Linked DNA regions of Homo sapiens: regions 1 and 2 are each linked to region 3. A link is a loop called in an ENCODE intact Hi-C map of the cell type or tissue named here. Cell type or tissue: heart left ventricle. All regions are shown on one strand.

Region 1 (8,000 bases), 760 kb before region 3:
CATTGACTGGCATGAGGCCCTTCCATGAATAGACTCTTATTAAAGCTCTGAATGAAGTCTTATTTTCTTCAGTTTTTCAGAAAGCTACTTTGGGGCAAAGGAAAGTTAAGTGGATACACTTTGTGGTGTTCTGCTGTCATATTAAATGTAAGACTCCATTAAACTCAATGTTTAATTCCCTTAAAACTTTACTGTTTTTTGCATGCATTATTAAAATGCACACATATTAAAAAAGTAACATAGCCAGATAACAATTTTTATTTTAATATTTGAACAAAAATATAAAAATATATAAAGTATAAAATATATAAAAGACAATGTTTTAGGCGGGCGTGGTGGCTCACGTCTGTAATCCCAGCACTTTGGGAGGCCAAGGCTGGTGGATCACCTGAGGTCAGGAGTCCGAGATCAGCCAGGCCAACACGGTGAAACCCCCATTTCTACTAAAAATACAAAAATTAGCCGGGCCTGGTGGCGGGCGCCTGTAATCTCAGCTACTCAGGAGGCTGAGGCAGGAGAATTGCTGGAACCCGGGAGGTTGCAGTGAGCCGAGATCGCGCCATTGCACTCCAGCCTGGGCTGACAACAGCGAGACTCCATTAAAAAAAAAAAAAAAAAAAGTTTTAAAAGTATATTAAAAATATAATAAAATATTAAAGACTTATTCTAATTGACTAACGATTGTTAAAATACTTGGACCACCTCAGTAAGTTCTTCATTTGCTAAAGTTGTATGAAAAGTGGAGTCATTTGAAAGGCAACAATGGGTGCACACAAAGTGGTAAATCAATGTCATACTTGCAAATTCATGTAAACACAATTACGTCACTGTTTCCAAAAAGGTTGGAAGGGAAGCTTTTTTGTGTATAATTCTCATCCTTTCGAAAAAAAAAATCAAGCCCATTTTTCCTTTCAGTGATTCAAGGAGAAACTAAGAAGGAATAGAAAAGAATATAAATTATAAATGGACTGTTTGTTTTGAGAGCTTTGTTTGTAAGAATATGAAAAAAGAGAAATAAAACAGGAAGGAGTTTTCTTTAACTTTTAAGTCCAGGGTCACACGTGTAGGTTTGTTACATAGGTAAACATGTGTCATGGGGATTTATTGTGCAGATTATTTCATCACCCAGGTATTAAGCCTATGACCTATTAGTTATTGTTCCTGATCCTCTAAGGGGGGAGATTCAAAAGTGCCTACATCCCCTTAAAACAAATAAAAATTAAGAATCAGGCAACATGCACTAAGCATAAAATAATATTAATTATATTTAAAATATATCAGAGTTAAAAAATATAGCTCAAGCCAAGCATCATATTTAGGGAGTGACTGCTTCTGTGCAAAATGTTTGTGTTAAAACTTTAAAGATGCAGCTCCCATCTCACGATTCATGAAAAAAAAATACTCAAAATATCTTTCCTTAAAAAAAAGTCTTATTTAAAAAAAAAAAAAACTAGAAACCCATCAGTCATGAGTTTATGAGATTTTTTTTCACGTGGATGAATTACTGCTTCCTCAGATTCACCATATTCAAAACTGAACTAAATATCCTGTCTTGCTCACACAGGTCTTGAGGTCTTCCTTGTTTCTCACTAACATGACCAATTATTCACCAAGCCCTATAACTCTATATATCCTCAACAGCGCTCCCTGCTCCACAACTTCCACCTGTCACTATCAGTGATCAGAAAGTTGCCTCACCAGATACTGAGCTATGAATAAGTAAGATTGGAATGAAAACCATCTTGACTACTTGGCATCACTGTGGGTAGCCTTTCTGAGAGGTGAAATTGACTTAGGCTCACGTGAGTCTCTTCCACTGGAAGAGTGAATGTAGGATGAATAGCCCCTATTTTCCAAGGCAAGTGAGTTAACTAGAAGCTTTGTGTTTGAATTTAAAAGCTTTACCTCACAGTTTGCATCCTAAAAGGTGGCTATAAATGGGAACCATAACATTTGGAGCTTATGCCCAGGAGGCCCCTCCCCCATTATGTAACAATTAATTACAAAAGCTTAAATGTAGTGCCCCTTTCCATTTGGAATAGGAAACACTTTAACCACTAGTCAAGTATTGAGTTGAGTGGTGGCCCCAAAGAAGATATGTCCACAGCCTAACCTCAGAAACCTGTGATTTGTGAATGTGACCTTATGGAGAAAAAGGGTCTTTGACGATAGAATTTAATTAAAGATCTTGAGATTAGTTCCCCCTGGATTATCAGGGTGAGCCCTGAATCCAATGCCAAGTGACCTAAAGAGAGGCAGAAGAGGAGAAGACACACACAGAGAGAAGGTCATGAAAAGGGAGGCATTGATTGCAGCCTCAAGCCAAGGAATGCCTAGAGCTACCATAAGCTGGAAGAGGCAAGGAAGGTTCTCCCCGGAGCCTTGGGAGAGAGCACAGCCCTGCTTACACCCTGATTTTGGACTTCTGGCCTCCAGAACTGTGAGAATACATTTCTGTTATCACTAGTTTGTGTTAACTTGTTACGGCAGCCACAGGAAAATAATATAACAGACTTTATGAAGGCTCTGAGTCAATTGCCTAGGATGTCACATCATCAGGAAGCTTTCCCTGACCCTCTCCCAGCCACCATCTGGGATTGAGTATTGCTTCCACATCATGTCAAACAGCATACTGTTCATGACTCTGCCAGACATCATATCACACTCCCTTGACACCACTGCTGCCCTGTCCCTTCCCCCTCTTAGTCCACAGAGTAGCTCAAGACAGCAATCATGTCACACTCTTCCATGTACCAATCCAGCACAGTATCTGAAACTCAGTAGATACTCAAAAAATGTTTTAAAAATTATGAATCCACAGAAATGTCTGTAAGGCCATCAATATTTTCACACACAGTACTGGAAATTCCATGGTACTCAGGGAATATGAAATTGGGCACTGTCAAAGGCACTGCTGTGCGCCTCTACCTGGCTGCTGCACCCACTCCCATCTGCTGCAGTGACTGCTAACAAAATACGGCCCCTTCTCTGGAGAATTAGCCTCTGATTCCACAGCCCCCTGGCCTACGAAGTGGGAAAATCTCTAAGATATAATTTACATTCCAGAGCCTCCCCATAAATCAGATCAAGGTTAGACTTGACCCGAGATCTCATCCTTGTTAATTCCTTTCCCTTCCCTATAATTCTGCTCTTACTCCCTCATAAGATTTTTCCTGAAGAGCACTTCTTCAGTAAATCACAAACAGTGAAATTCTGCCTCATGTCCTGTTCTAGAGAACCTGACCTACAATAAGTATTTCTTATGGAAGATAAAAATTTAAATATGTGTTTTTAGAAACTGGAGCATCAGTATGCTATGGGATACATCGTAGGTAGAACAACAGTATTGCAGTCTTTCCCACTCCTCCTACCAAGTCTGATTGAACAAACTCCAAGAGAGAACCAATTGGAATGAAAAACTGTCTGGTAGGAAACCATATTATAACACAGCTCCTTTTATAAGGTGTCACTTAAGGCACCTAATGCAAAAATCTCTTCAAAATGTTCCTTTCAAAGTATGGGGATAACCTGAAGTGAGGCTCCCATTTGCAAGCTCTATCAATGTAAGGATCTTTTTTCTGCTTTATTCACTGATATATCACAAGTACCTAGAACAGTACTTGGCACTTTATAGACATTCAATAATTTACTATTCAATGTATGAATAGGATTAAGTTTCCTGGACTCAGCTGTGCACATGCAGACTTATGTCGATAGGGGGTGGAGGAGAGCTGCTTCAGAGGTCAACTAAGAGCTGGCCTGGCTAAAGCAATTCCAGGAGATTGACCTGATCAGAAACGAGGCAATGGATATCACTAGTGAAACCAAAACTGGAGAAGAGGGAGAATGTGAGCAGAAGTCCAGGACAAACCAAGACAGGAGTTAGGGCCTAAGAACAAGTTGATGGAGCAGCATCTTCTGTACCAGTTGAGAAAACCACGAAATGAATTAAGCCAATGTTGTCTCTGGTACAGGGTATTAAATGACCATATCCTGTGACTTTAATATGCTATCCATAAAACTGAGATGATCCAAAAATCTGTCCATTTTTTTTTTAAATAATCTTCCCTCAACTCTTTTATCTAAAATTTTGGGGGCAAGTTCTCAAGTCACAGATGACTTTAAATAAAGCAAAAAGATGTGGAAATTTGGCATCATGAGATTCAAAGTCACAGTTGTCTCTCTCACCCGCCTCTCCACAATACGTATCCCCTAATGCCTGAAATTCTCTCATTTGCAAGTCACTCCTTGAGGTTAAGTATTGCTCTCTTCCAGCAGTTCTCTTCTAATATGAAAATATATATATTCTGAACCTAATGATTATGGGAATTAGTTTATCATTTTTTCATTAATGTGACAAACATAGAGATGATGGACACTGTTGAATGATTAACAATAAAACAAAGGATGATCCTTGCCTTAAAGAAGCTCAGGGGCTAACATTAGCATCCAGGCAGGAGGAAAGAGCCCACTGGCCACGTGGCAGGGACAGAGTAGAGAGAGGGAACTCAACAAATTTTGTCCACTTTACAGTTTTGCCTATGACCTTTTCCAAATAAAAGCAGAGAGGCAAGGCCAGACATCCAGTGAGTAAAAAAGTCTGTGTGCTCCCATTCTGTCAGTTTTAAATACTGATAAAGGCTTACAAATGAATACACAAAGGAGGTAAATGCTCTCTCTTTTTGTTTTGATGTCTGGAACACTCCCTGAAGCAAGGGGAAAGAGCTGTACTTCAGGGAGGTCTTGCAGAGCAATACAGCACACATGATACAGAATCCATAGGGGGCTTTAAAGCCTCAGCCCTTTACCTTTGAGAATCATTATTTTGCAACTAATTTATTTTTTTACCTTTACAATGTAATAAATGATGAATTATTGCTTCATCTTTTGTTAGGGAAAGATATGTCTCACTGACTTTTAATATTGATCTGCTGTAATCATCTTTCCACTTTGTTGTCCTCAGAAATGTATACACAGGATAGAATCCCTACCTTCAGCAACTTGCTTAAACCAAAAGCAACTGTTCTCTATCCCAACCAACCTGAAGGAAAAGAGGCAGATAGTGGTAACAAGGTTTCCTTTGTACACAATAATCTGTAAAATCCATTAGCATAGTTTTCCAGTGAAGGCATAATACAGGAACAGTTGTTTTTGTCTGTTTTGTTTCTATTTTATGCAATAGAGATTTTATGTAGTTCCTTTAATAAAAAGATTTTTAAAATACCATACAATCTTTAAATAAATTTGGTGTCATTTAAGCCTTATTACTGCTAATAAATATCTATGAAAATAGAATCTTATACAAACTTCTACCACAAATCAAGTCAAAAGCCAAGAAAAGAGCTCCAGCATCAATGTATCACTGGTTTAAATCATTTTTCCCTCAAAATCTTCTATTTTGTTAAGAAAAAGTGAAGAGTTATGGAAATGAACATTATGTATATACATAATGAACTCAAATGTTGAAACTTGGACCCACCCAGGCCTTTGGGAACTGAGCTTCCTAATCCACTGTCCAGCAATTTTTCATTATAATAACCACATCCAATTACATCACTGCTTCCTTAGATAGTAATCTGGTTTCCCTATAATAATGTTAGTCCCCCACTGTCATAGTTTATACTAGAGATTTGGGTTAAGTCCCTGAAAAGCAGTATTATAGTGTTTAATTATTTATTGTTTCTCAATCAGACTGACTTTGCTCTAGCCAACAAAAAATATGGTTGGCAAAAAGGCATTCTGTTTAGAAATTATTCTTGTCTTCTAATAATATTTGAATTTGGCATCCAAAAGGAATACACTAACAGATATTCATAGAGTTACAGTATTTTGAAGCCAAATGGGACTTGAAGGATCATCTGCTATCCCAGAAAGGGATCTCAACATGTTAAGTGATTTTTCCAATGACAATCATCTAAGCTGACTGAAGAATTGAAATTAAAATACGTTTATGATATCTCATGCCCAATTCAGATTTCTTTCTAATTCAACATCTACTTTCAAAAAAGGGTAATTTGAAGAATTCAGGAAATGTTTGTTTTTTCTATCAATTAGGAACTCATTCAAGTACTGAAGATGTGACTTTTTTTTTTTAACTTAAGAGCAAAACTGAAATGAAAACCATATTGAAAATTGAGATATTTAAAAGCTCAAAATTGTTGCCCCTAGTTGTTGGCATGACTCACAAGTGCTGTCAGTTGTAAATGTTAATAAGTAGGTATATACAATAAGCCCACTAAAATTGTATCCTTGAAGGAGCTTTGAAGTAGATAGCAGATTGTTTCCAGAATCTTTCTTTTATAGTGTCTAATTGATATTTAAAACATTAAATGTGTCCCGGCGTGGTGGCTCATGCCTATGATCCCAGTACTTTGGGAGGCCGAGGAGGGTAGGTCATGAGATCAGGAGTTTCAGACCAGCCTGCCCAACATGGTGAAACCCCATTTCTACTAAAAATACAAAAATTAGCTGGGCGTGGTGGCAGGTGCCTGTAATCCTAGCTACTTGGGAGGCTGAGGCAGGAGGCTGAGGCAGGAGAATCACTTGAACCCAGGAGGCGGAGGTTACAGTGAGCCGAGATCACGCCATTGCACTCCAGCCTGGGTGAAAGAGCTAGACTCCATCTCGAAAAAAATAAATAAATAAAAATAAAACATTAAGTGTGCTCTTTTAGTTTTACTATTAAACCATGAGTTATGATAACAATAACTGAGTAATCTACTTAGTAGACTCACTTTGTACTTATTTTTCAGCACCTATTTCATAAAACCAAGACTTTCTCAGTTTTCTCAAAAACACTGTTCAATTAAGCAACTACCAATTATGCTAATACAATTAAGTCACCCATTTCATCAAGTTAAATGAGTTAGAAAATAAATCCCTCTAGGATGGGAAAGAACATGACAATAATAAAATGTAGGCAAATGAGTGTTTGGTTTCCTTCCAACTAAAAATACACAGTAAGCAGTAGGGTACAGGCCTGAAGGACAGGGAAAAGATCTGGGATGGTGACAGAAAATTGAATGTCATCAGCTCATTGATGGGACTTACCCAGAATCCTTTCATCTTATGGCTCAGTCATTCCCTATCCTCATCCATTGGTGCTGCAGTAACAGAATATCTGAGAAATAAACAACAGAAATTATTTCTCTAAGTTCTGGAGGCTGAAAAATCCAAGATCAAGATGCTAGCAGGTTTGGTGTCTGGTAAGGGCCCAGTCTCTGCTTCCGAGATTGCACCTTGAACACTGCATCTTCCAGAGGAAAGGACTGTTGTTCCTCATGTTGTAGAATAGTGAAGAAAAGCAAACTGACTTTTGGGAGACTTTTTTATAAGGGCATGAACCCATTCATGAGTGAATAGATCCTGAACATCTTCCATTAGACCCCCACCTGTCAATACTGTTGCAATGGGGATTAAATTTCCAGCTCATGAATTTTTAAAGGGAACACATTGAAACCATTACATCCCCTAAATTTGGAACTCTCAAATGTATTCCCTGAACCTGGACCCAAATAAGATAGAATCATAGCATATAATCATAGAATCATAGAAAGAGAATCATAGCATAGAATCATAGAAAGAGAATCATAGCATATAATTGTAGAATCATAGCAAGAGAATCATAGCATGATGTTGGAGATGCTTTTAGATGCTAATAGCAGACATCACTTTTGTCTATATTCCGTAGGCCAGAAGTCAGTAATAATGCCCCCACCTAACTGCAAGGTGGCAAAGGAAAGTGGTCCATGTATGTATATATACAGAAGCAAAATGCAGTTTAATTTGGTAAACCTGTAGCAGTTTCTGCCATACAAGTACAACAGCATAGATTATTCAAGAAACCTCTCCATAAAGTGGTAGAGGAAGAGGGCATGAAAGAAAAGCCAATATCCACCTTTCCACATATTAATTGGCTTTCTTTTCAAAAACCAAAATTAGTCTTAACAGACAAAAAAAGATTACTAGCTAACTACTCCAGTAAGAATCATCATTTTAAT
Region 2 (8,000 bases), 630 kb before region 3:
CAATTATAGTGCTGTAGCTTACTATTAGTCCCTCCTGAAAAAGGAAATGCCATATATGTATTTGGATGAAAAAAGTTCTTTCAGGCCCTGGCCAAAAGAGAAATGTAAATAGGCTTTATTCATCTGCCAGAATTCCATCTCTCCCTATCCCTCTACTTCATGCAACACACTGAGATCTGTAAAGAGCATAATCTTGGATATCAGTGATCTTGCCTACGGTGACCTATCTCCCCTTCCCATTCAAGAGGACATGAACTAACGTGGAAGTAGATCTGAAGCTAGAACCTCATGGCAGTGAGGCGGACCTTGTGATCCTGCCTGCATACCTCTGCCAGGCCAATCTTCCCACTTACCAATGTTATGTGGTATGTTCTGTTAATTAAACTTCTTTCTATGACTTTGGAATAAAGAACTTGTTCTCCATTGAAGCCTTAAAAGGCATCAAATTATGGAAACTAGGACACATCATTTCTCAGTTCAATAATTTTCCTTGGTGTGCCATCTCCTGTCTCTCACTTCCTAGGACCTTATAATCTGATTGTCTTTGTCAAGATTTATCCAACTACCCGCCCCCTGTCTCCATTATTCCACATGAATCCTTTTCTGGATAGGCCATTCTCTCCATGTATATTCATTCCTGCATTGTCTGTTTAACTCGCTTTGCTAGCTCACTAGAAACACTCCAATGGAATCATAAAATTTCTGGAATACAGGAAGATTCTGATCTAACTTTTAATCCCACCCATCCCTTGATATTCTGGACAGCTAGTACCTCATCCATGAAACCTTATCTGATCATTCCAGTACTTCCCAATCTTTTCTTCTATAATTCTCTCGAACATGCCGTCTTTTGTGCTGTCCTTAATTTATTACTGAATTACATACTGTCTTGTATATCAGTTTAATTAATATATTGATGAGTTACATCAATTTCTCCCAAGTAAAGCAGGGAATGTATTCCCAATTCTAAGAATATCTGAATATGAAACAAGCCCTATTTAACAGAAAATGCAATTTAAACATCAAATATCAAGTATATAAAAAGCATATAATAATAACTACAACTTAATGCAGTGCTTCTTGTGTGTCAAGCCCTGTTCTAAGTGCTTTTCTTACAGTAATGTATTTAACTGTCATAACAATCCTATGAGGTATTAATATCTTTATCTACATTTTTATACTAGTGAATTGAGACCCCAAGGAAGTTAAATAATTTACCAGAGAACGTTCTCTATGCTCAAAATCACCTCTTCCATATGTGGGCTCTCAGGAATGTGCTGCTTTGTAATTCAGACCACAGTCTTCTCAAGGTTTTTCAGAGCCTGCGTTGGCTGAAGTTGAACAAAGATATATTCTCCAGCCTTTCTCAGGCACTCATCCTTTTATCCGGAATACCTCAAGCATCAGCAGAGAACAGAAGTTCCTTTCTGGAACTGCTATCTCTATGCTACCACCAGGAGTCCCCTGGATATTTGGTTCCAGATCTGCTTTGCTGCCCTGAGAGACCCCTAAAGGGTAACTTGGCAGCTGACTTCCTGGAAGTCACCTTCCTTCCTTTTCCTTTTGTGGCCCATTCCACAATGCCATGAGCCTCTCTCTACTTTTTTTTTCTTCTCAGAGAAATATCCCATGAGGCTCACTATCCCCTAACTTCCAAGAGCCCATCTCAGTCATATTTTTTAATCTTAAAGTCTCAATTACATACCTTTATTTTTAGACATGATTTAATGTGCAAGTAGCATATCTGTTCAATTTCTCTGTGTTTCTTGCTCAGCATATATACATCAAGCACTGAGGATCTTTTCTATCACACATCCCATCTAGCACTATGAACAATCTCTTACAGAGGGGCCAGCAGCCTCCATTAATTGTAACTGTAACTACCATTTAGAAATATTTCCTGAGATCTATCATTTGTATATTATAAATTTCTGAAACAAATTATGTATTATGTTGTTTGGAAATCCTTAAACAATGAATAGAGTGAATTTATGAAAGCAGCCTGGGATAATTAAAAACAACTTTAATGGAACTCTAAATAACAGGATACCCATGACTCAAATAACTGTTAAAAATAATGTAGACTTGTTTACTTTGTGTAAATAATATTGCTATTTTGTGCTGTGTTCCCTGATATCACATGGATTTTAAAACTTAGGGAGACTAAATGCAGACCTCGTTGCACATAATTCACCAAAAAAAAAATGGTTTGTCATAGATCCATCATTGGTGTCTTCGTGCTTCAATGAGTGGCATTAATTCATAGATAGATAATTGATAAAAGTATATTATATACATATAATATGAGCCCCTCTATATTTAAACTCCTTGTTCTTTTTATTTCTTTGTTCTGATAGGCTAAAAGTATTTTATGCCACTGTTTATTGTGATACAACTACTAAGTTACAGACAAAAGTAAGACAAGAAAACCCCTTCTCCCTTCTCCACTAGGCTCACAGATTGGGATCCCGAGCCAAGACCAGGCCATCTGAGACATAACATATGTGGCTACTTTAAGTGCCCTGGTCCTAACTACAATATTAGCACTAAAGGGCTGCCCCTCTTGACCCTATTTGAGACTTGAAAGAAATAAACAGCTTTTTCCTGCCTCTTGGAGAATGTACTCTATTTATGAACAACCCAAGATTTTTCCTCACTCTTGGACATATCCATTCTAGGTCAAGAGCTGATCCTAAGAGTTTCAGGCGATGCTGCATACTGTGTGGAATTTAAAATCCTGTACAATTAATGGTATTTAGAGGGAAAATGGAAAGTAAAATTGGTTTGCTGGCCACAAATGCTTTTCACATCATCATCAACTACTCTCTGTTTCCCTTACTCTCTTTCACTCCCCTTACAGCTGAGTGCTGTTGAATAGAATCAAGAAAGTATCATGACACAGTCCACTGCAAATTGATACTCTCATGTAATATCTCTGCAGAGACCACTGCTAGGCAACAAAGGCAGCCATCCATTAAAATGTTGTCCAAAAGGGTTATTTCAGAAATTTCAATCACTCTCAAACCTCGGGTTAGCTGTCCTCATCAAGAGCTAACCTATTTCACAGACCAGACTGGGATCATTAAGCATAAACTTCCCTGCCTACCTCCCCTCCCACATAGAGATAGTGCTTTTCATTCTATCCATTTTCTCCTCCAAGAGAGTGAGAGGACATTTTTCATGTATGCTCAGATATTCCACTTGGCCTGCCATGTAAGTTCTCATTTAGTAAGTATATGATCTGCTCGTCAGCTAAAACTGAAGCCAGCTTCAAGCAAAACAAAACCCCACACTTCAAAAAACAAAACCCAAAACAAAACAACAAGACAAATTGTTTGCAATCATGAGCTATTTTGACAGCAAAAGAACCCCGTCTGGTAGCCTTAGATTAAAGGCTCTACATGGAGTCAAACTGTAAGCTAAGAAATCCCAGAAACCAATAGGGCTTGGCTAGTTTCTAGTGGAAACACACAGGCCTTCTACTCTGTTTACCTCTGCTTAGCATATTCTATTGTTCCCTGCTCATTGCCCAATATTCCTCAGTGTAAATTCCAGAGAGAGGCAAACTCTTTGACTTAACTAGTTGCCTTTGTCCTTATTGGACAAGTTCCTTCATGTGAAGCCACAGTGGATTTCGTTGCCCAGCCGTATTCTTATCATAGGCCACCCTTTCACAGAAAAATAGCCTAGAGCTTCTTCTGTGAACTTTGAGCTGTGAGGGAAGTCTTAGGAGGGGCCATTAGGCAGAATAGGCACAGTGACCATCCAACAGGTACAACTTTGAAGCCGTTGGAAATGTGGATGGCATCCCGAGAGTGCACCTGGCCTCCACATCATGGACACAGGAGCCAGAATCCCTGCACCACTGAGGGTTTGCAGACTCAATTTCAGAAATTCTTTGTTCCCCTCATTCCTCATTTATTTCTCACGGCTAGGGTGTGAGACAAGACTCTTTATGCTCAAATGTCTTAAAACATAGTTCAATGATTTTATATCTTTTTTCTCTTCAAAACTGAGAAATAGCATGAGATGGAAATGCAAATCCTTGTATACTTTTATCATTAAATTTTCTTATTTTTTTTACTGTGATGCGAACTGTGGTTACAATTCCACAAATAAGAGCCAATGTTTTCCTTTGTCTTAGCTTAACAATTGATACCTACAGAAATAAACACTACCAAGGGGAGATAGGGACACAGAACCAAGAGAAAATAACAATCAAGAAGTCCAGCTTTTCCTAAATAAGAAAGCAGATTCAAAGGAAAATGTAAATTAAAACAAGTAGAAATTTCTCCTCTCATTGTGAAAGTCTCCCATTATTTTTAGTTATAATAACAAACCTGAACTAAATTAGCTTTATAAACTATTTTTAACTGCAGATATAACCACTTATAATATCTGTACTTCCTAAGTTGCACGGCCCAGTCACATTCATTATGATGTTTGATAGTGTGCTTGCTGTTCTTAATTTCTGCAGTAGGGGAAATGCTGTTTTTGAATTATATGAATTAAACTGAGAATTTGCCTAAATTGCCTAAATTCCAAGTCAGGATACACCTTAGCTATTAAGCTTTGAAAAAAGATATCGTAAACTCTTCAGGAGACTATCAGTCTAAAGGTTAAAAGCATTTGAAAAGTTTAATGTACCCACCAAGAGTACCAGAAATCATTACTGAAAAAAGATGAATAGTCCAGATGGCGCTGTTTCCCAACAGCTGTTTTATGCACAACAGCGCTGTGTACCTGTTAATCCCCATTGATATTTCTGACCCTACGCATTGCATACAATTACTATATACCAGTGATTTAACAAGCAATTAGGCTACAATCGTTTACTATTTTAAAACATATTTTTCACATTTTAAAGATTTTTATTAGCACCATTTATCACTATTGATTTTTCTTTACTGTTGCATGTTAAGATTTATTTTTTTTGCTTTGCATACAACTTCCTTTTAATATCATTAATAAAATAAAATGGCTTTGGGAGTGGGAACTGAAAACTGGAATATCATTTCACTGGCATATCACTTTATTCATAGTAAGACTAGCCCATCAACCCTTCCCTGGTTCCTTGATTCAGTTTGTTCTGATTTGGTCACTTTCATAAGGCATCTATCTAAAAAGGTAAAAGAATGATCCACTCCCAGCCAAGTCCACAGAGCCTAAAACTCTTGTTTGAATGCAGTTTGGTGCCTGTGATGACATTTACGTAAGACTAGCTGAACTTGTAGCATGAATTCTGAAGACTTGAAACCTCAACTTGGAAAACAACAAAGACCTTTAAGTTTGTTAGTCTTTAAGCCATATCTAAACTGTAAAGCAGGAAAAGGGGATGGGGAGAAGAAATAAAATAAGAAAATAAACACTAAAGATGCTGCTTGTTCTTATCCTTACCTAATATCTCTCTTGTAGGAGTTCAAGAGAGCACCACAAGTCAGTTTCCTTTGAACAATAAATTTATACATTCATTTTCTCTTGTATCCCTCTTTGTATAGTTTGCTACCTTTTAGACTCATATGCATTTATTTCTTTACTCATTGGTAGTAGATTTTCTGAAATAATATTTGCTTAATACTATTTAATTTCCAAAGACTTTTCCTACTTTATCTAATTTCATCCTATCAATGATCCTGGGAAATGGCATGGCTTAGCAATCAGTTATGTTTTATAAATACAGCAATTGAGTCTCCTGAAGTCATTCAACAATGACTTTCTTGAGATCACTGGCATGAGTCACCAACTGCATTTTATAGATGCAACAGTTGAATATCCTAAAATTGTTCAACAATTACTTTCTTGAGATCATGGGTAGACCTAGTGAGTACAGATTAGAACAAGGTTTATTTCTTGCATAATGAGCGCTCTTCCCAGGACACAACTATGCCAAATCATGTGGAAAAAAGTTCTGCATATGGAACTCTTAATGTCCTGACTGTCAGATAAATATAAATGTTCTTTAACTTTAGTGTCTTCAGATTAGTTGAAAGACCATCATAAGAAAAACATCTACATGCTTATAGCTGTGTTTCTCAAATTGGCATACCACGCTATCAAAGCCCCAAGGATTCATGTGACATATCCTTTTTAGTATCTTATTTTGTTTAAAGGATTAGAATATAAACTGTAAAGTTTGGAGTCAAATGTGTACCTACACATTACATACATGTGCAACCAAAATCATCATGTGCTTTTTCCATGTGTGCAATTTTGAATTTTTAAGAATAAAAGTGCATAGAAATGAATTGTTTTATCATGTACCCAGAATACATTAGCAATGATTGTCACTGAGCTCATTTAGGAATAGTAAATTTTTTTGCTTAAAAAATATGTGTTTGAATACTTAGTGCAGTATGAATTTGTAGTAAAATAGGAATTATCCGAAAGCATACTCATAAGCTTAAGTAAAAGAAAGCACTGGTCATATATTTCAGAGATTACAAATTCAATGCCGAACTACTGATTTTCTTTATGCGATAAAAGAAACTATGACAAAGTTTTATTAATTCATTGTTCCCCTTGAATGATTAAGAGTGACTTGTAAAGCTGGACACTCAGTCAGTAACTTCAATACAAAAAACAAAGTAATGTGTTTCTTGCACATGCCAGAATACTGCAATGAAATGAAGTTTGAGATTTAGATGAAGAAATTTGTTCATGGGGAGTCAGTCAATTGCAACTCTTCCTGTATTTATATATTATGAACTTACAGTATCAGTGGTAAAATAAAGAATGTTCTCATGCAAATTCCTTCACAGAAGCCTTATGAGAAATATTTTCCTGTGACTATTAAAGAGACTGACCATTGAAACAGTTATTCTATCCAACTGCCAAATATATGAACAATTTAAACTGTAAATTGAAATACGCTGTCATAGAAATCTCCATCAGGTGTTGCCTAAGAACCTTGGTTCAACTGCCAATGGCATCGTAGTCATCTCTCCTCAATGCTTAGTCTGATGTAGCTCATAAAGCAGCGAAAAATGTTTGCCATTTGTAGTCACATATCAACATAAATGTGAATTTATATTTAATTTGAGAAAAAATAATCTGCCTAGATGCTGAACCTGACACAGAAGATCAGAGCTCTGGATTCAACTCAGTTTTCTGAGACTGATAGACTCAATTGCCCATTCACACACACAGTGCTAAGAAACCTGTTAGAAGCAATTGTTTCTGATGATAAGCAATTAAAATATTTAGTTTGTATAAAAAGTGCATGTATTATGAAGTAGAATACAATGTATACACATTTTTTAAGATAGGACCTAAGGCTTAAGAAATTTTATGCTTATTATAGGTCCCTTTAGACTATGTTCCTTGGCAGCTAGAAATATGTTACATTTTTTTTACCTAAGGGTTATTTCTATGTAAAAATCAAAGGTTCATTGTCTTAGTACCTTTGATCCACCTGAGAATTCCACAAGTTATTGGCTTATTTTTCTCTGAAAGACAAAATTGAATTATTGTTTGCTTTTTAAAATCCACAGTGAGAGCAAAGACTAAGGAATCAGATAAACATGAGTAGAATTCTTCAGTTACTACTTCTTAGTTGATGTCACCTTTGGTATGCATTTAACTTCTCCTGGTCATTTTCTTATCTATTGCTGAAATAATTGGACTGCTCTTCTCTAAGGATGAAAAGATTAACATGAAGCATTTAGTGTACTACCTGCCAAGGGATATATACTTCCTCAGGGCAGAAATTTGGTTTCTCTTCTTTACCTCCCAGCACATAGAATAGTGCCTAGCAAGGGAGAGTTAAAAGTGTTTATCAAGACTGCTTGGAGACTTCCCTTAGGAAACTTAAGAGCTAAAATCCTCCCAGCTGCTGCTTTATTCCTGTAATATAAGGATAATCCAAAGCATAATCCTGCTAATGCTGCCATTAAACAAAATAAATCAGGGAGCTATTACTTGGATAAATTAGATCCTCACAGAGGCCTGAAACCGACTACACTCAGAGCCCCAGTCCCAAGTCCAATTACAGTTAACAGCAC
Region 3 (8,000 bases):
GAAAAGGAAATATTATTGTATTTTACATAGATAGATAGATGAGTATAAATAGTATCTCCCTTGTATAGATTAAAGAAAGCTGTTATCATTATCAGCTGACTCTGGAAAGAGGTGTCAGCTTAGTGAAGCCAGCAAACCTTAGTTTCCTCTGAGTGCCAGAGAGCCACTGTTATCATATTCTCTTTCATGAGCACCAAATGTGCTTTAGGTACTTTTCCTACATGTTCACTTATTATCAACAACCCTGTGGGATAATTATTAGTATTATCATTTTACAGGTGAGAAAATGTAGAATATTAAGTAGTATGTTTAGTGTCACAGAAACCGATAATAATGAATTTCTCAAACCAAAATTCAGATTGTAACGACACTTTAATGTTAAGAGGCATGTCACTGAGAAGCAAGTGGTTTGGGTTTCAATGATTGAGTTAGTTGTTCTCAGTCTGCTCTGCCCCAAAAGGCCATCTCTTGGTGTTTCAAGGAACAGCAGCTGGATTGCTTGATACTTACAAGGGAAAATTTTTTTATTTTCTTTCTTTTTTTATTTTTTGAGATGGAGTCTTGCTCTATTGCCCAGGCTGGAGCACAGTGGCGTGATCTTGGCTCACCGCACCCTCTGCCTGCCAGGTTCAAACGATTCTCCTGCCTCAGCCTCCCGAGTAGGTGGGACTACAGGTGTGCACCACCACGCCCAGCTAATTTTTGTGTTTTTTTGTAGAGACAGGGTTTCACCATGTTGGCCAGGCTGGTCTCGAACTCCTGACCTCAGATTATCCACCTGCCTTAGCCTCCCAAAGTGCTGGGATTACAGGCATGAGCCACTGTGCCTGGTCTTATAAGGAAAAATTTGTTAAGGCCTCTACAGAAACCACGTCTGGTGCCTATGGATGGACTGTTGTTTTTAGTCCTTTGGAGGAACAAAGTTTCCTAGTGTTTAATATCTATTATTATTATTTTAAAAGTAATTTTAAAAATCCTCGGGGAATGGCTATGAAAAAGATAAGAAGAAAGTAGTGATTTTTAAATTTTCATTCTATTCCCTGACTTTTTGCTGTATAAATTTTGGTAGCAGTCTTGTTGCCTAGACCTTATTTATCAAGCCATAGTCTATTTGAATAGTAAACCCCCAAAAATCTGGTTTTATGGCTGACAGATCTTTAATAAAAATGAATCCCTCTGCCCCTTTCTCATTAAACATTTGCTGGGGACTTTTTATGTACTGGCTATTTGTACTTGGATGTAGGATGTACATGTGAGATACAGCTATGCCCTTGCTAGTGAGTTTATATTCTCGTGTAAGAGCTCAGTAAGTAAGCTAGTCATCACAATGAAATGGGATAAGTACTGTGCCGGTGAGTAGGGTGCTGTGAAAGCATACCCCTGTCTTGTGAAGAGAGAGGGGAAGGAAGTCTTCATGGAAGACAGAATGTCTGAATGATCAGATCATTTCACAGATAGATTGAGAGGTAGGAAAGGCTAATTTTGTTGAAGAGAATAAGTGATGTTTGTTTTGAATATTTTGGGTGTGGCTATAGGTTTTGAGATCTACATTTGGTTTTTAAAAATGCGGGAATGGAATTTTTCAAAGAATTTTTAGCCTGGAAATGAATATTTGAGAGTTACTTGAATAGAAGTGATAAGATAGAAAAAGAGGAGAGGACACTGGGGAATACCTATAAAAATCAGAGAGGTAGAACTCCGCTAATGCAGGTCCTGGAAGCCACAGTCAGAAGACAAAACAGTACTTCAAGAAGTGATTGTTATATAGTCGGTGGAGGCAAATGCAGTGCTTACAAGTTGAGGAAGCAGAGTAAGGCACTGTATTTGATTAAGGTATCAGTTACTTGTGAGCAATATAGTGCAGGGTTAGATTTAAATCGACATTTTAGAAATGTACTTCTTCTCTATACCTTTTTTTTTTTTCTTTTAACATTGGTTCTTCACTTTGGAGAGGAGATTAATGGACCTCTTTGAAACTGTGATACAGAGATGGCGTACATTTCTTTTGTGCCCTGTCCATCCTCTGTTTCTTCTGAGAATCTAACTCACATTTACCTTGGAGAAAAACTCCTTATTCAGTACTTGTTATTATACTCAGGTCTGGTCAGTATTTGTTCCATACCTCCTGATCCTGTCATTGACCAGGGTGTGCACATTATGTAAGCTGGACCAGTAATACTAGATCCTGGGACTTTCCTTAAGCTCTGGAGAACGAGAATGTCTTATGTTGGATTTGAAGCTGTAAAGATGTCAGCCTAGAGCTGTCCTCATGGGGCAATAACAGAGAGAAAGACAGAGAGAGGAGGGGTAGGGATGGCCTGGGAGGAGGAGAGAGAAGAGTAGGAGGTAAAGAACGGAGACAGATAGATACACACTTTATCATATTAGTTGAGTCTCTGGATCTAGCCATTCCTGAATCTACTCCTGAACTTTTAAATTAATTGAACCAATACATTCCCTCCTTTTGTTTAAGCTAATTTGAATTGGATTTTCTGTTATTTGAGGCTGGAAGAGTCCCATTCCCATGAAGAATGCCTGTGTACTTAACATATCTTAAAGAATGCAAATGATTCGGGAGTCTCCATATCTGTAGGGGCCCAATGAAACAAAAAGTAATGAAGATCAAGTTGTTCCAAGGATAGCCATTAACTAATTAATAACACACACATACATATAAAATCTTGTTATTTATTGTAGTTGAGGGGATGGGATATTTTTATTAATGCCTTTTGGATTAATCAAGAATTAACACATTTATCTTCTTCAGTCTCTTTCATAAGAATATCCTTTGTGAAATATTTGGATTGCATTTCATTTGTTATCTGTCTCTCTAGGCTTATAAATATACTTGCCAACCACATACATGTCTTAGGACTCAGACCATAAACCCATAGATACAACGTAATTTGCCAGAGGTCCCATAAAATACTAATAATAAGGCTAGTTGTCCCTGGCTCTAGCTTAGTTAGGTAACTTGAAGAAAAAAGGAAAATGGCTGTGCTAATTTTGTTAGGAGTAAGCTTTCAGTTCAGTAGAAAATGACGATATATAGAAATATAATTCAATAAACTGTTTGATGGGTGGTACCATTAAAAATAACAGAGCAGTTGGGAAGTACTTGATATATAATAAAATATCAAAGGACATTGTCACATCTGCAGTCAGATAATAGTTCTAAGTTAGGTTGGCCACAGTGAGGGTGATTGTTTCTTTCTGGTCACTGCACTTGGCAGTAGATGTAGCTCCTGGCAGGTTCACAATGATGTTCGTTTTGATGAAATAGAACAAGAAAGTTGGATGGTAATAACGTGAATAACTGAAAATAAGCTCGAATTTAGTATACCAAATTTACTTTCTTCTATAGAATAATGCCAACTACTTTCTAATTAGTAGCTAGAAGAAATGGAGTAAGAGTAAAAAGTTTAGATTGAAATTGAGTCCAGTCTACATTCCCTCTGGTCATGTTTTTTTGAAACTGACCCAAAGCTCTCAACCTCTTGTTTTTTGCTTTCTTCCTTTTTTAGAATACCATTTATGGTTCGTATCCACCCCTTGAAGTCCTATATTCTAACTGAGCTTTCATCTATAAGCTTTTTTGGGCATTGTATGCAGAATTTAATAGCTTCCTATTTATTAAGAAACATTCCTTTCTCTTTGGGCAGAATTTATATTTTATTCCTTCTAAATGCTTTGTTAAATCAGAAGGTCGAGGAATAACAATATGCTGTTTCTGCCCTCTGGTGGTTGAAAGAGATGTTGTAAATAAGTAATTACAAAGATGTGTGTCCTATGACTCTAACCACCTATGGCATTATAGTTTCTTTTATTCCACCTGCATTTATTGGTTCACTGATGTATCAAGCATGTAATGAGCATCTTCTATATGAATGTCTTTATCAGTACTCTAAAGTGCCTTGTCTAGTAGCATTCTGGCCATTAGAAACAAGTTAACATATGTGAGGTCTTACAAATGAAGTTCCAAAAGCCCGCTTTTGCTATGTCTAGATCTGACTTTTTGCACTCCAGGTTTGGATTGCAAAGTGTTTTCCTATCTAAATCTAAAATTTCTAGATACACTGAACTTAATTGGTAGTACACATGGTGAATGAAAACTGAGGAAATATTGTGTCTTAGTCAACAGTAAGTATTTAATATCTCAGTTTCTGTGAGTCAGGAATTATGTAAGTGACTTAGCTGGGTGGTTCTGGCTCAGGTTCTCTTAGGAGATTATAGTTAAGATGTTAGTCTTAATTACAGTTAAGATGCAGGCTTGTCTGGGGCTAGAGGAACTGTTTCCAGGTTGATCCAGGTTGTTAGCAGGTGGCTTCAGTTCGTCAGTCATGGTGCTTGGCTTTACCCCTAGTTAGTGATGCAAGAGAAAGCAAAGAGAAGCCACAAGGGCTTCAGTGACCTAGCTCAGAGGTCAAGTTTTGCCATTTCTGCAATATCCTACTGGATATAAAAGTCAGATCTTTTTAGTGTGGAAGGGGACCAGAATATAGATAAGTTCTGTATTCCTATCTGATGATTTTAAATGGAACACTTAGAGAAGTAGGAAAAGAATGGTAATTGAGATGAATGAGTGTCTCTACCTTACTGAGGTGTAGAACCCATAAAGGTAACATACAAGAACATATTTTTATGAAAATGAAACTAGACCATTTTAATATTTTTTAAATGTGATCTGTTTCAATTTATGTTTCTTTCCCAGTTGGGTGAGAAACATTTCTTCTGATAGAGTGCCTAGTAAGTGGTGGCTGACCAAGCTTCACAGAAACGACTACTTGTTTGCTAAGATTCTTTGACAAATTACTTACATATTTGTGTTTTTTTCTTCAAGCAATGAAAACCATTTTTGGTCTGCCACCTGTCAGAACATTGCCATTCTCATCAAGGTCATTATGAAAAATAGAAAAAAATGAAGTCAATTGGGTGGTAAGGAAAGTGTGGCCACTTCACACATATGCAGGTTTGAACATTACTAGGTTGTCAAGAGCAGGTACAAATAGAGTTGAGTGTAAAGAAGTGTCCAGACTAGAATTTTACTTTAACATTAAGGACATAAGGACTTTGAAGTAGAATTAGAGAGGCAATTTAAAGTTACCAATCCTCTCTGCTCCTACCTTCCCCCAAAATTGTTATTTCCCTCCTCTTTCTTTCATCCTACCTTAATACATTTTTTTCATAAATAAAATCTGTTTTCAGATCAGCATGTTATTTTCACTTTGAAAAGACAAAAATTATACTTCTAGTGTAATGAATGTATGAGAAAGAAAAATATAGGAAGATAAGAATTTAAAACATTAAAATTTCATTAATCTGTCTTTCATATAAAGATTTCAATCATATTAGATTAGAAATGATGTTTCTGGTTCTGAAATTTTATTGATGCTTCTGGCAATGGCCAACTTAGAGTAAATATTTCAACGGAATAACTGTATCAGACCATGATGCTTGTTTACCTTTAAGGTCTTATTTTGCAGATTCAACTTATGAAAGTACTGTATTAATAAACTTGTAATCCCTAAAGACAAAAGAACAGATTTATAATACATATTATGTTGATTTAGATTCTATTCCTTTTTCAAATTAAATTCATTTTTTATTTTACCTTGTCATTGTCTGTTTGCATTTATAATTTATGTGTAAAGGCATTATATATACTTAATGGTAAATGGGATTCGATGTAAAAGAAAGCCTTTCAATGACCAATGTTTACTGAGCTTTTATTATACACCAAGACCTCTGGTAACTTTTGGGGTTACAGTGATGAATAAAACAGGCACTGTCCCTGAATTCTTGCAGCTGTCAACATAGAGCAAAGATAGACATTAGTCAAGTTTTTACACAGGTCAATAAAGTGTGTTTAAATGGGTTGAACCTGAGACTGGACATATATTTAGTTTACCAGAGAAGAATCTTCTAGGCTGAAGACACTCACAGGGTCTAAAAGAACCCAGTGTGCCTGGAACTAGGCAAGCAAGATGGGGTCCCCTAGCCATGGCTGGTGAGGGGGACCGGGGCCACACTGTGCAGGACCAAGTAGCTTCATTGAAGTCTTGGCAGTTTTTGGAGAATTAAATGATGTGAGAATTAGAGTAGAAACAAGGAGAATAGTTAAGAAGCTATTGCGTTTGTCTAAATGAAGAAAGATGGTAAATAGATGAAGAAAGTGTCAGCAGAGATGGAGGAAGGTAGACCATTTGAAGTGGAGATTTTGCAGATAGACTACATAGGATTTCTTGGGTTAGAAGAGAGGAATAAATTGCAGCCCTGTGATTCATGCAGCTGAGTGGAGAGTTCATGCTTAGAAATGGGAAAAAATATTTGTTCTTTTGGGGGAAAGGGCAGGGGGTCAGGGAGGAGTTGTGGATTGAAGGTGGGAGATCAACAAGAGATTCGTTTTTGGTAGGTTAAGTTTGAGATGGTTGTGGGAAAGCCAATGGAAATTTCAGGCAGGAAGTTTGGTATACCAGTCTGCAACTCAGGAATGGGTTAGGAAAATAAATTTGACTCATATCAACATATTCATGCTATTCAGACCATTAAACAGACTGCTCTCAAGTCTTGTGTAGACCAATGATAAGGACTAGGGTGACATAACTGCTAAAATTTTATTGACATAAATAACTCCTTTCTGAAAAACTAATAAAAATGAGAATGTTGCTTAGAAAAGGGCTCTTTTGAGAACAGCCAGAATTTTCCTTTCATTAGAGCTTTTGTGATTTAATGCCCCCACTTTCTATTCTTGATCTCATTCTAGTGGAATTTGGTTACTTGCTTTTCTGTGCTTTTCCAAAGACATTAATTTGTTTCTTTATTAATTGTTAAAATCTGCTTACAACGTGCGCTTCTTCATTTCCTCCTTGTGTCGTATATTTTAAAAGTTATTATTCAGCTGAGTCTTACTCTTTGAACTCTTACTCTTAGTGTCAGCTTCACTTCACCTTTTGAAAGAAAAAACCCAATCTTGAAATCCTCCTTTATCTTGTTAAAAAGTTTTAGGAAATATTTTGTTATATTTACTGGTAATTATATTTTCAGGGATAGAAATACTGGTTTAAAGCTAGGAAAACTTCCTTATGGATAATAATGCCTTTCTCTTGAAGCATTGCAAACAAGTAAATGAATTATCAGTTGGATAAATATTTCCTTTTTTGGTCTTTCAATTCCCCAAATAATTTCTTTTAAAAAATACTCATTTATTCAGGTTAATGCAAAGCACTGTGCCAGGTGCTGCAAGAGAGAAGGCTGAGAGATAACTGATTGCATTCAAGATGTGTACTACATGTGTGGCCCTCATCATGAAATCAGAGAGCTTTACATGCTGCGCATGAGTGATAACAATCTAAAAGTCTTAGTAGGAAATATAGTTATTGCTTGGACATTCTAGACTTAAAAATTAACCTTGAAAGCCCAGCATATCTAATCATTTCTAGCATGTTGGAGAACTGAAGATGATTCATTTAGCCAGAAATTTCAGTTATCTCAGTGTTATTGCAAGTTCCCTATCTGATCTTCCTCTTTTTGCTTGCCTTACTCTTGTGAGACAACTATTAGGTGTGTTTTAAATGGGTTGTCCCAAAGGAGAAGAGACTTTCCTATTCTCAGCCCTCTCAAGATAAGCAGAACTGAGATTAGGAAAAAAGCAACTGAGCCAGAGCCAATTTTCACAGGAATTTAAAAATATCAGTGTGAAAACAAAATGAGCAGTGAAGCCTAGCTATTTAAAGGGCATGCAAAAGAGAAGTTGGAAAAGGAACATGAGCTGGCAGCTAACTGGACGAGTGTGGTGACTAATTAGTTTCCTATGATGTAAACATATTTGGTATTTTATGTCATTTATTTTAATTTTTTTTGACCATGACTCGCAATAAGAAATAAATATTATTGGATGACCCACTGTCCACTTTATATAATACTAAAATGAAAATACTTTCTTCCCTTTACCACCTATACCTTCTCTTCTGTTTTGTTATTTTAAAGTACTGGTAGCAAAC

Evidence for each region. Peaks named below come from ENCODE experiments on the same cell type or tissue, not always from the same donor. Only the 100,000 strongest peaks of a DNase experiment are listed, where the experiment ranks them.
Region 1: a loop joins it to region 3, with 11 times the contacts of the local background. A loop is called at or near these places in 42 of 110 quality-filtered maps.
Region 2: it touches region 3 in a loop (4-fold over the local background); 4 of 110 quality-filtered maps call a loop at or near these places.

Annotation. Positions count from the first base shown.
Region 1 is chr12:18,426,900-18,434,899 of GRCh38, forward strand. The region is part of intron 18 of PIK3C2G (phosphatidylinositol-4-phosphate 3-kinase catalytic subunit type 2 gamma); the gene reads left to right. It overlaps LOC124902891 (a long non-coding RNA gene), which reads right to left. Exons shown (of 3, transcript XR_007063234.1): 2 at 7,051-7,120. Among named protein-coding and RNA genes, the nearest start is that of PIK3C2G, 170 kb to the left of the region's middle. In heart left ventricle, CTCF peaks have their summits at 3,696 and 3,901; no DNase peak of the experiment used is centred here; H3K27ac peaks cover 289 bases.
Region 2 is chr12:18,548,331-18,556,330 of GRCh38, forward strand. All of the region lies in intron 26 of PIK3C2G (phosphatidylinositol-4-phosphate 3-kinase catalytic subunit type 2 gamma), which reads left to right. Among named protein-coding and RNA genes, the nearest start is that of PLCZ1, 190 kb to the right of the region's middle. In heart left ventricle, a CTCF peak has its summit at 4,694; no DNase peak of the experiment used is centred here.
Region 3 is chr12:19,183,182-19,191,181 of GRCh38, forward strand. All of the region lies in intron 3 of PLEKHA5 (pleckstrin homology domain containing A5), which reads left to right. Among named protein-coding and RNA genes, the nearest start is that of PLEKHA5, 57 kb to the left of the region's middle. In heart left ventricle, CTCF peaks have their summits at 462 and 3,721 (motif pointing left); no DNase peak of the experiment used is centred here; H3K27ac peaks cover 6,309 bases.